Linked DNA regions of Homo sapiens: region 1 is linked to region 2. Evidence: chromatin contacts called from ENCODE Hi-C or POLR2A ChIA-PET data. All regions are on one chromosome and are shown on one strand. The core of a region is the stretch at or near the end of the contact, and the rest is flanking DNA. Distances in the headings are between cores, read along the strand shown.

What was found. Hi-C counts contacts between places; a loop is a spot of excess contacts on that map. ChIA-PET counts read pairs that join two places held with the same protein, here RNA polymerase II (POLR2A). Pooled maps may share reads with other maps.
Region 1: a map of CD8-positive, alpha-beta T cell shows a loop between it and region 2 (6-fold over the local background). The contact joins the enhancer-like site here to the promoter of UQCRFS1-DT in region 2. A Hi-C loop is called at or near these places in 1 of 168 maps with a recorded cell type or tissue (CD8-positive, alpha-beta T cell) and 4 of 50 pooled maps. POLR2A ChIA-PET finds 5 or more read pairs at or near these places in 1 of 52 experiments (activated CD4-positive, alpha-beta T cell).

Annotation. Positions count from the first base shown.
Region 1 is chr19:31,211,935-31,217,189 of GRCh38, forward strand. It overlaps a transcript of TSHZ3 not described here. Among named protein-coding and RNA genes, the nearest start is that of LINC01791, 47 kb to the left of the region's middle. RefSeq lists an enhancer at 1-187. Within about 2 kb of position 2,362, at least 7 of the 41 ENCODE cell types and tissues checked have a DNase peak (open chromatin) inside an H3K27ac peak, as active enhancers do; they include CD8-positive, alpha-beta T cell, where a contact is called at or near this core.
Region 2 is chr19:29,209,937-29,215,205 of GRCh38, forward strand. UQCRFS1-DT (UQCRFS1 divergent transcript) reads left to right here and starts at 3,317. Exons shown (of 2, transcript NR_184022.1): 1 at 3,317-3,472. UQCRFS1 (ubiquinol-cytochrome c reductase, Rieske iron-sulfur polypeptide 1) reads right to left here and starts at 3,215. Exons shown (of 2, transcript NM_006003.3): 1 at 2,969-3,215. The coding sequence starts at 3,182. RefSeq lists a silencer at 2,809-3,118 and an enhancer at 3,159-3,398.

The DNA.
Region 1 (5,255 bases), core at 1,112-3,611, 2.0 Mb after region 2:
AGATATCCAGGGTAGATGCTTGGAGGCATGTTTGCTCAGTAGATTGAGGCTTTTAAGCCTTTTAAACAAACAAACAAACAAATCCTTGAGAGCACTTTTAAGCTTTTCTTTCTCTCTTTTTTTTTTTCTTTTTTGATACCATAGGAAATTTTGAGATAAAACCGTGAAATGTTAGGGCAGTCCCTTACCACACATATTGAGTTAGTGTAATTTGTTAAAAAGCAAAAAAAGCAAAGGGTGGCCAGACGCCATGGCTCACACCTGTAATACCAGCAATTTGGGAGGCCAAGGCAGGAGAATTACTTGAGGTCAGGAGTTCGAGACCAGTCTGGCCAATATGGTGAAACCCTGTCTCTACTGAAAAGATGCAAAAATTAGCCGGGCGTGGTGGTGCACACCTGTAATTCCAGCTACTCGGGAGGCTGAGGCTGGAGAATCACTTGAACCTGGAAGTCGGAGGTTGCAGTGAGCCAAGATCACACCACTGCACTCCAGCCTGGGTGACAGAGTGAAACTGTGTCTCAAAAATAAAAATAAATAAAGAAAAATAAAAAGCAAAAGGCTCTCATTATGTATCATCAGGGGAATTAAAATCAAAACAACAATAAGATGCCACTACACCCCTGTTAAAATAGACAAAATCGAGAACACTGACAACTCCCAGTGCTTCCAAGAGTACTGGGGAACTCTGTTACCGGAACTCTGATTCAGTACCAATGGAAATGCAAAATGGAACAGCCACTTGGAAGACAGTTTGGTGGCTTCTTACAAAACTGAACATCCTCTTAGCATACCATCCTGCAATCCCACTCCTTGATGTTTACCCAAAGGAGATTAAAATTTATGTCTCACAAAAGGCACATGGGTGTTTATGGCAGGTTTATTCATAAGTATTAACACTTGAAAGCACCCAAGACTGCCTTCAGTAGGCAAATGGATAAATAAAATGTGGTACACCCAGACAACAGAATATTATTCAGCACTATAAAGACAGAAGCTAACAAGCCATGAAAAGACATGGGAGAATCTCAAAAGCCTATAATAAAGTGAAAGAAGCCAGTGTGAAAAGGCTATATATGGTACAATTTCAACCATACGACATTCTGGAAAAGGCAAACTATGGAGACAGTAAAAAGATTGACTGGGTGCGGTGGCTCAAGACTATAATCCTAGCACTTTGGGAGGCGGAGGCGGGTGGATTGCCTGAACTCAGGAGTTTGAGACCAGCCTGGGCAACATGGTGAAACCCCGTCTCTACTAAAATACAAAAAAATTAGCCGGGCGTGGCGTCATGCACCTGTAGTCCCAGCTACTCAGGAGGCTGAGGCAGGAGAATTGCTTGAACCTAGGAGGCAGAGGTTGCAGTGTGCCAATATCACACCACTGCACTCCAGCCTGAGCAACAGAGCGAGACTCTGTCTCAAAAAAAAAAAAAAAAAAAAAAAAAAAAAAAAAAATCAGTGGTGTCCAGGGGTAAGGAGGGAAGGATGAATAGGCAGAGCACAGAAGATTTTAGGACAGTGAAACTACTCTATAGGATACTATAATGGTGGATCCATGTCTTTGTACATTTGTGTAAACCCATAGAATGTACAACATCAAGAGTGAACACTGACATAGCTATGTACTTTGGGTGGTGATGATGGGTCAATGTAGGTTCCTCAGTTGTAACAAAGGTACCACCCTGGTGGGGGATGTTGGTAACGGGGTGATTGCATGTATGTGTAAGCAACAGGAGGTATATGGGAAATCTCTGTATCTCTTGTGAACCAAAAACTGAAATAAAGTCTATTTAAAAGAAAAAAACGCAATGGAGGAGAGGAGCAGATTACATAAAAGGAATGAGCGTGCTGGCACTTAGCGCACGTTTGGTGCCCAGTCCTCACTCTCATTCTCTTTAGAATAAGTCTACACTCTTTCTTCTGAGCCTCGAGCTGCCCCTGGAGTTTAGACAATTATCTTCCTTTGAGGATTTGAGAAAAGTTTTCAAATTGCGACAATTTAGGGGGATTTTATTTTTTATTTTATTCTTATTTCTCACTCCTTACTTCTTCCTGCACTTGGAATCGTTAACTTGTGCTGAGTGTGGCCGCCAGGCCATCACTGCTAGAAAGGACGAGAGATTCTTAGCAGTAGTCAGAGAGCACCCGTCGGGACCAGTCCTTCTAATTCTCAAACCAAATGAGGTTGAACAAACCCGGGTAAGTTTTGGCGCTTCCGGCTGGTTGTTCCAAATCTTTGAAAGCCCTCTGCGCACTCTCCGTCATTCATGTAATCATTTAAAATATGTCTTCCTGTACAGGAACTGGGTCCCAGCCGCAGGGTAACCAGAGGCTGCATGAGTCACTGTGGTTAAGACAGATCATTGAATTCTCAGCTGGCGTGACCTCATAGCTGGGAAGCCAGAGGGCCTGCGCCAGCCAAGAGGAGCTAGCTTTGCTGATGGTGTGGTGCAGGAAGTGACTCTGCCCCATACCTGAGTCCTTTCCATAGGAAGTGAGCTGAGTGGAGACAACAGCAGATTGAGAAAGCAAGAACAGAGTCTTTGATTCTTGAGTTTTATTCAGCTCAGGGAAAGACTGCATTCATACCTGGATAAGGCATTGCACCTAAGTTGACTGAGACTTATCACTTTCACATCCCAGGATTAAGTGTGGGGGTCCTGAAGACCTATTTCCTAAAGAATCAGGCAGGCCGGGCGTGGTGGCCCACGCCTGTAATCCCAGCACTTTGGGAGGCCAAGGCAGGCAGATCACGAGGCCAGGAAATCGAGACCATCCTGGCTAACACGGTGAAACCCCGTCTCTACTAAAAATACAAAAAATTAGCCGGGCGTGGTGGCGGGCGCCTGTAGTCCCAGCTACTCGGGAGGCTGAGGCAGGAGAATGGCGTGAACCCGGGAGGCGGAGCTTGCAGTGAGCGGAGATCCGGTCACTGCACTCCAGTCTGGGCGACAGAGCGAGACTCTGTCTCAGAAAAAAAAAAAAAAAAAAAAAAAGAACCGAGCATTCAACCCTCATCCATAGACCATTCCCTCTTTGCCAAAAATGTAACAAAGCAGGAGGGGATTAAAATAAAATTTTTAAAAAGTTGGCAGGTACCAAATATTGATACAAAAATGAAGATATTCGGTTGGTTGGCTATACATCTCCAGTGTAGGTGTTTCAAGCATTTCCCAGACATTAGTCATTTAGATACCACATTCAGAATTGTGGCGCTATATCATGTCAATACTACCCTGTACTCATATTTTTCTTTAATATGAGTCAGGTCTTTACTTAAATAAATTTACTCAAAAAGGAAAATTGCTGTCACTCACTGGGAAGTCAGAATCATCTGTCATAAATTGTAAATCACACAAATGAATTTAATGAAAACATTAAATTAGAAGCATCTGTCCACAGAGCACATAAAATAATCTTAAATAACATCAATGCTATACAAGTAAACAAGAAACATCAAAGAACATCAATGGTATAAGTGTATACAAGAAATATCCATGGTATAAGTGTAGACAAGAAATATCAGAAATAGGGTAAAAATGTGAGCTTTAAAAAACTAAAACTCTGAAGATAGCTGGTCCCAATTGTGTTGTTTTAACCATAAAATAAAATGATTTTTTACATTAATAGGAATATTTACAGAAAAAGGTTCTAAGCTGGGTGTGGTGGCTCACGCCTATAATCCCAGCACTTTAGGAGGCTGAGGCTGGCGGATCACGAGGTTAGGAGTTCAAGACCAGCCTGACCAACATGGTGAAACCCTGCCTCTATTACAAATAAAAAAATTAGCCGGGCATAGTGGTGTGTGCCTGTAATCCCAGCTACTTGGGAGGCTGAGGCAGGAGAATCACTTGAACCCGGGAGGCGGAGCTTGCAGTGAGCCGAGATCGTGCCCCTGCACTCCAGCCTTGGCGACAAAGCGAGACTCTGTCTCAAAAAAAAAGGTATTATAATTTTTTTCTATATATAGGATCTATAGTAGAGTTTTCCAATTGGCTTAAAAAAACTATTAAAAATTAAATTAAATTTATTATTAAATATTAAATATTAAATTAAATTAAAATTGTTAAATTTTGGAGGAAAATCACCAAATTCTCAAAGAAAAACCATACAATGCAATTACTTACAACTCACGTTCTTTATGATGGTGTATGTATATATGTATACAAGAAACATCAAAGAACATCAATGGTATAAGTGTATACAAGAAATATAATTCTTTATGATGGTGTTATGTCTGGCCATCAAATCGTTCTTAAATATTTAAACTTAGTCTGCCAGAATACTCAAGAAATTCATTTTAGGCCTTTTTGGGGGGGCTCCCAGCCCCCACCATGTCTCAAGCTGAGCACACAACTAGGACCCCTATCAGCAAGGCTCCTGGCCTCATGAAGACAGCACTTTGCTGCAAAAGGAGGGACCTAATGGCCATGCTAAGGAGACAGTAACACAAGGTAGTGTGGTACAGAGGGATGAGAGTCACCTGAGATCATCAGAAAGGCTTTCCCAGGAGGCAGCTTTTTTTTTTTTTTTTGAGACAGAGTCTCCGTCACCCAGGCTGGAGGGCAGTGGTGCAATCTCAGCTCACTGCAACCTCCACCTCCCTGGCTCAAGCAGTTCTCCTGCCTCAGCCTCCCGGGTAGCTGGGACTACAGGTATGTGCTACCACACCCAGCTAATTTTTGTATTTTTGTTTTGTTTTGTTTTGTTTTGTTTTTGAGATGGAGTCTCACTCTGCCACCCAGGCTGGAGTGCAGTGGTGCGATCTCGGCTCACTGCAAGCTCTGCCTCCCGGGTTCATGCGATTCTCCTGCCTCTCTCCCGAGTAGCTGGGACCACAGGTGCCCGCCACCACGCCTGGCCAATTTTTTTTATTTTTTATTTTTTATTTTTTATTTTTTTGTAGAGACATGGTTTCACCATGTTAGCCAGGATGGTCTCGATCTCCTGACCTTGTGATCTGCCTGCCTCAGCCTCCCAAAGTGCTGGGATTACAGGCATGAGCCACCGCGCCTGACCAATTTACCAATTTTTGTATTTTTAGTAGAGAAGGTGTTTCACCATGTTGGCCAGGCTGGTCTCGAACTCCTGACCTCAGGTGATCCACCCGCCTCAGCCTCCCAAAGTGCTGGGATTACAGGCATTAACCACCGCACCCCGCCCAGGAGGCAGCTTTTGAATGGAGACATGAAGGACTATGACACATCCAACCTGTGAAAATCTCTGTGTGCATGGCTGGGGTTAAGGGGCAGA
Region 2 (5,269 bases), core at 2,067-4,566:
CCACCAAGAATCCTTTCGGAAATTAAACTGCCCTGTTGCAAAAATCATTCTCCAAATATTTACATGAGCTGCATTAGGTCTGACTTTCAGTAAGATGCTAGATTTAATTCTAACCTAAAGCAAAATCAAATACTTAAAGGAGAAAATTTAAGGAATTTTAACAAAACAAGTTTTATTTTAAGGTTGAGCTCCAATGCGCCTTGGAAATCTGCATGAAAATAGTACAACCTTCCTCTCCAATTCAAGAATCTTCTCCAGATCCAACCCCTCCACTCCCATAAGCCATCCTGCCATGAACCATCTAGACAGACTATAATGTGAACTTAAATTACAGGCTGAAATGATTACAGAAAAGGTTTTTGCCTTATGGTTCTACATTATTTGCCTGTTTCTAAAAATAGTTTCTCTAAGTCAGGTAAACCTCCAATTTTTTTTTTATTATACTTTAAGTTTTAGGGTACATGTGCACAATGTGCAGGTTAGTTACATATGTATACATGTGCCATGCTGGTGTGCTGCACCCATTGACTCATCATTTAGCATTAGGTATATCTCCCAATGCTATCCCTCCCCCTCCCCCCACCCCACAACAGTCCCCAGAGTGTGATGTTCCCCTTCCTGTGTCCATGTGTTCTCATTGTTCAATTCCCACCTATGAGTGAGAACATGCAGTGTTTGTTTTTTGTCCTTGCGACAGTTTACTTAGAATGATGATTTCCAATTTCATCCATGTCCCTACAAAGGACATGAACTCATCATTTTTTATGGCTGCATAGTATTCCACGGTGTATATGTGCCACATTTTCTTAATCCGGTCTATCATTGTTGGACATTTGGATTGGTTCCAAGTCTTTGCTATTGTGAATAGTGCCCCAATAAACATACATGTAAATGTGTCTTTATAGCAGCATGATTTATAGTCTTTTGGGTATATACCCAGTAATGGGATGGCTGGGTCAAATGGTATTTCTAGTTCTAGATCCCTGAGGAATCTCCACACTGACTTCCACAATGGTTGAACTAGTTTACAGTCCCACCAACAGTGTAAAAGTGTTCCTATTTCTCCACATCCTCTCCAGCACCTGTTGTTTCCTGACTTTTTAATGACTGCCATTCTAACTGGTGTGAGATGGTATCTCATTGTGGTTTACAGGCAACCTAAAAATTGGGAGAAAATTTTTGCAACCTACTCATCTGACAAAGGGCTAATATCCAGAATCTACAATGAACTCAAACAAATTTACAAGAAAAAAACAAACAACCCCATCAAAAAGTGGGCGAAGGACATGAACAGACACTTCTCAAAAGAAGACATTTATGCAGCCAAAAAACACATGAAAAAATGCTCAGCATCACTGGCCATCAGAGAAATGTAAGCCTCCAATTTTTTGAAGAAACTTTAGCAACACGACGAATTCCAAAGATGCTTTTCTTTTGCTATTGAAATGTTCTCCTTCCTTCCTTCTCACCTCCAGGTCCCAAGGATGGGCTAGGGTACTCTACACCTGCCATGGACAGTTTCTTCAAAACCCACTGATGCTCCTTAACAAATATTCATTCACAAATACTTTGCACTAACTGTATACAAAATCCGACGTTGTGAAAGATAGAAAAATAAAGAAGATATTACCTTCTCTATGCCCTTAAGCCCAAGGGTGGAGGAGTTACCAATAAACACAATACAGAGTGTAAAGTGTATGTGCTACAGAGACAGACAAATCAGCAAATAAAAACTTTATTCACCTGATCCTTAACTGAGATTGAAAAGATGGGTAAGGAAAACATATGGACATGTAGCAACTTAGTGGAAGGACCATGAAGAAAGTGCAGAGCCCAGGGTGAATGAAGACAGAGTAAAAAGAAAAGTGGCGGGCAATTTGGTTAGCGTGTAGGGGAAGAGTCACAAACAGCTATCAGTGGAGCCAGGCTGGTAACAGAATGAAACACGCAGACCTGGTAAAGACTGTGACAAACTGGAGAAGACCACTTGCTCCAACTGCGGGGGCGGCCACTACACAGCACACTATGGAATTTTCCCAAGTAGAAACTAGATCCCAGTATTACCGGCTTCCAGCATTTTAAGAGATGCCATTAGTCTTCCCAGTTTTTTTGAAAACTACACAGCCTGCAGACACACTGCCCACAGGCTGCCATTTCTCTATCTCCGATACAGGGCCAAGTAAAGATGGAAGGCGAGGCAAAGAAGATAAACGGGGATCTAAGGACAGAGGGTGTGGAATAGCCCCTGCGAAGAGCTCAGTGGCTACGACAATTCGTCTTGTCAAATCCCTGCTACCACATGTCCACACCACGGATCCTGGTGCGAGTCATTCTACCTCGTCTGTTTTCTCATCTGTAAAATGTAAATGTCGTCAATCTCTGCCCGTCCTTGACGACTGATTATGTTGTGACACTACACTGTAACTGACCTTGTGTATGTTTTTTTTGTTTTTTTTTTGGTGGGGGGGTGATGAAGGGGAAGGACATGAAGGGATCGGTAGTGGTGAGAAGACCAACTTCCCAAATATTAGTAAGTTTCCATTTCTTAAGCATGTAAGTGCCCAAACTGTGCTAACGGCTTTACGTAGAATTCCTCCACCTAAGCCTCACGACACCCCTACAAAATTGATAAAGATATGAATCCATTTCACAGGAAGTACGTTTAGAAACTCGCCCAAGGTCAAACGACCTGCAAGCAACAAAACCCCTCAGAGGTGGCTGGAACAGCGGGACTACAGAGCTCGTGAACTCGGCCGAGGAGGAACCAGGCGAAGCCGGCGGACGCGAGTCCAGGCCGGCCACCAGAAAGACGCCCCGAGCCCGGGGGCCAGGCCCAGAGTTGCGGAGGCCGCCCAGCCCGACCTGATTCAGGCTCCGCTCGCGCGCCCGCGGCCGCTCCCTGCTGGGGGCCGGAGGAGCGGGCACCGAGAGACCCCCAGCCCTGCTCGCGGCCCTCGCCCCGGCTCACCATTGAGGCCCACGGAGGCGACCAAAGGCCGGCGCACGGCCTGGCCGCTCAGCGACTCCCGGCTGAGGAAGGGCCGCTTCAGGTCCAACACAGGCTGCTCCGGGGTGGCGGGCACCGTGGCCTGCACCAAGGGCCGCAGCGCGCCCGCCACCCCGCGGGACGTGGCCGACAGGACGGGCGCGAACGGGCCTGAGCGGGATGCTACCGACAACATGGCGACAGCCGCTCCAACCGCCAAGCCGGTCACAGGGACGACCTTCCAACCACGGCGCAGGCGCGAGGAGGCGCGGGACGCGTGACGACAGCGCGCCGCCGGAAAGGAAATTCTGCAGTCCTGCAGGGCGGGGCAAACTTGGAGAGGCGCTGCGTCGGGGGACGGGGCTACAAGCCGTCGCTGGGGGCGGGGCTTGCGGCCCACCTGTAGGTCCCGGTGCCACCTCGTCAGTGTCCCGAGAGATCCCCAGAAGAACGAGAGGGCTGAACAGGGGACCCCACTGACGTCCGGTGGGCCGACTTTACGATCCTTTAGGGTAAAAATTTCATCTAGGAAGACCTAGAGATAACAATAAACGATTATAGTTTAACTTAGGATGGTAATATATCTCAACTACGACGAAGTCCAGCACATAGTAATCGCTATGTGTTTACTATGATGATTTTTATTATCTTCATCTAACAACAACAACAACAAAAAGGCCAGAGGCATCTGTGCAAAGCTCGATAATGCTAATGGATTATGTTTATTAAGTATTCACTGTGTATTTGGTTTTGCGTTTTATTATACCTACGTTCTTTCATTTGTTATCAAGGTCTCTATGAAGTCAGAGCTATTACTATCAGCATTTTACCCATGAAGAAACCGAGGTTTAGAGAGATTCTTTTCCAGGAACTGGATAGCCAGCAAGATGTGAAGCAGGGTAATCTGTCTCCTGAGTCTATGCTCTTCAGTGCCACCACTGTTTCCCAAAGTAGGATTTTAGAATTTTAGAGGATGCACAGAGCTCGCTCATTCATGTTCCATCACATAGTGAGAAAGTTTTGTTTTCTTTTGTTTTGTTTTTCAATCCTGATTGCACCAATGAGAAAGTCTCAGTTTGGTGCTAATACATCTTTAATTAAAAAAAAAAAAAAGTAGAGATGAGGTCTCACTATATTGCCCACTCCAGTCTCGAACTTCTGGCCTCAAGGAGTCCTGTCTCCCCCTCCCAAAGTACTGGGATTATAGGCATGAGCAAATTCACTTGGCCTCAGTTTGATCCTAATATATCTTTAATTCCTCTCTACACTTATCTCCCACTTTTAACAGAAAAGATCTTGAGTTAGAAGCTCTTAGCAGAGAACTGAGTCTAGAGTGATTTCATTATATGGTTCATAGTATTGATTTTCTATCCATACTGGTTTTCTATTCTGTACTATACTGAGATAAAGTTTTTCATTTAGGTCAAAAATAATTTAAATATTAAGTAAATGTTAATATAAGCAGTGCACAGAATTGGCTCTGTGCTGTGCATGGGCTCTGTGATCTGGGCAAGTTCCCTCACCTCTCTGTGCCTCAGTTTCCTCACCTGCCAAATGGGGGCAGTAATGATGCCATGTGTGTTGTAAAGTTACTGGGAGGAGTAAATGAACTAAAACGTGTAAAGCATCTACAAGCAGGCCCAGCACACAGGCAGCACCAAGTGAGGATTTGCTAGTGGTGTTTTTATCTGAGATGCCACCTCCTCTAAGAAGCCTTCCCTTGATCCTTGCTGACTCGTTGTTATTCCTCATGCCAGGTCCAAAGTGTACTGACAGGTTTCCCCTTTGACCTTCCTATGACTCCCCTTAGGGCCTAGGCTTTGACCAGCCTTATAGCCCAAGGGACTATATTGTACTCTCAAGATTGGAGGCTGCCTCCTCAGGGGCCACCCTAGCCAGGCTCATCACACAGCTGGCTCAGTGCTCTCCCTTGGCAACAACCTTAGGATAAAAGACATTTCCAGAGAAGTTGTCACACAGCATGCATGGTTTGAGTGCTTCACAAGAAATAATATCACAATTCCCTCTGAGTTGGTAAGGAAATGAAAAATGAATGAATGAATGAATGATCCTTCACAAAACCTTCACAATGTCCCAGTTGGGTGAACAGAATAGGAATTATCTCCAGACCTCCTGGGTTCAATTTTAGTTTCACCACTCACTAGCTGTGCCCTAGGGCAAGTTATTTAATCTCTGTGTGTGCCTCCGTCTTTCTCTTGTAAAACAGAGATAATAACAGGATCTACCCTAGAGAGTTATTTTAAGGATGAGATGGATTAATAC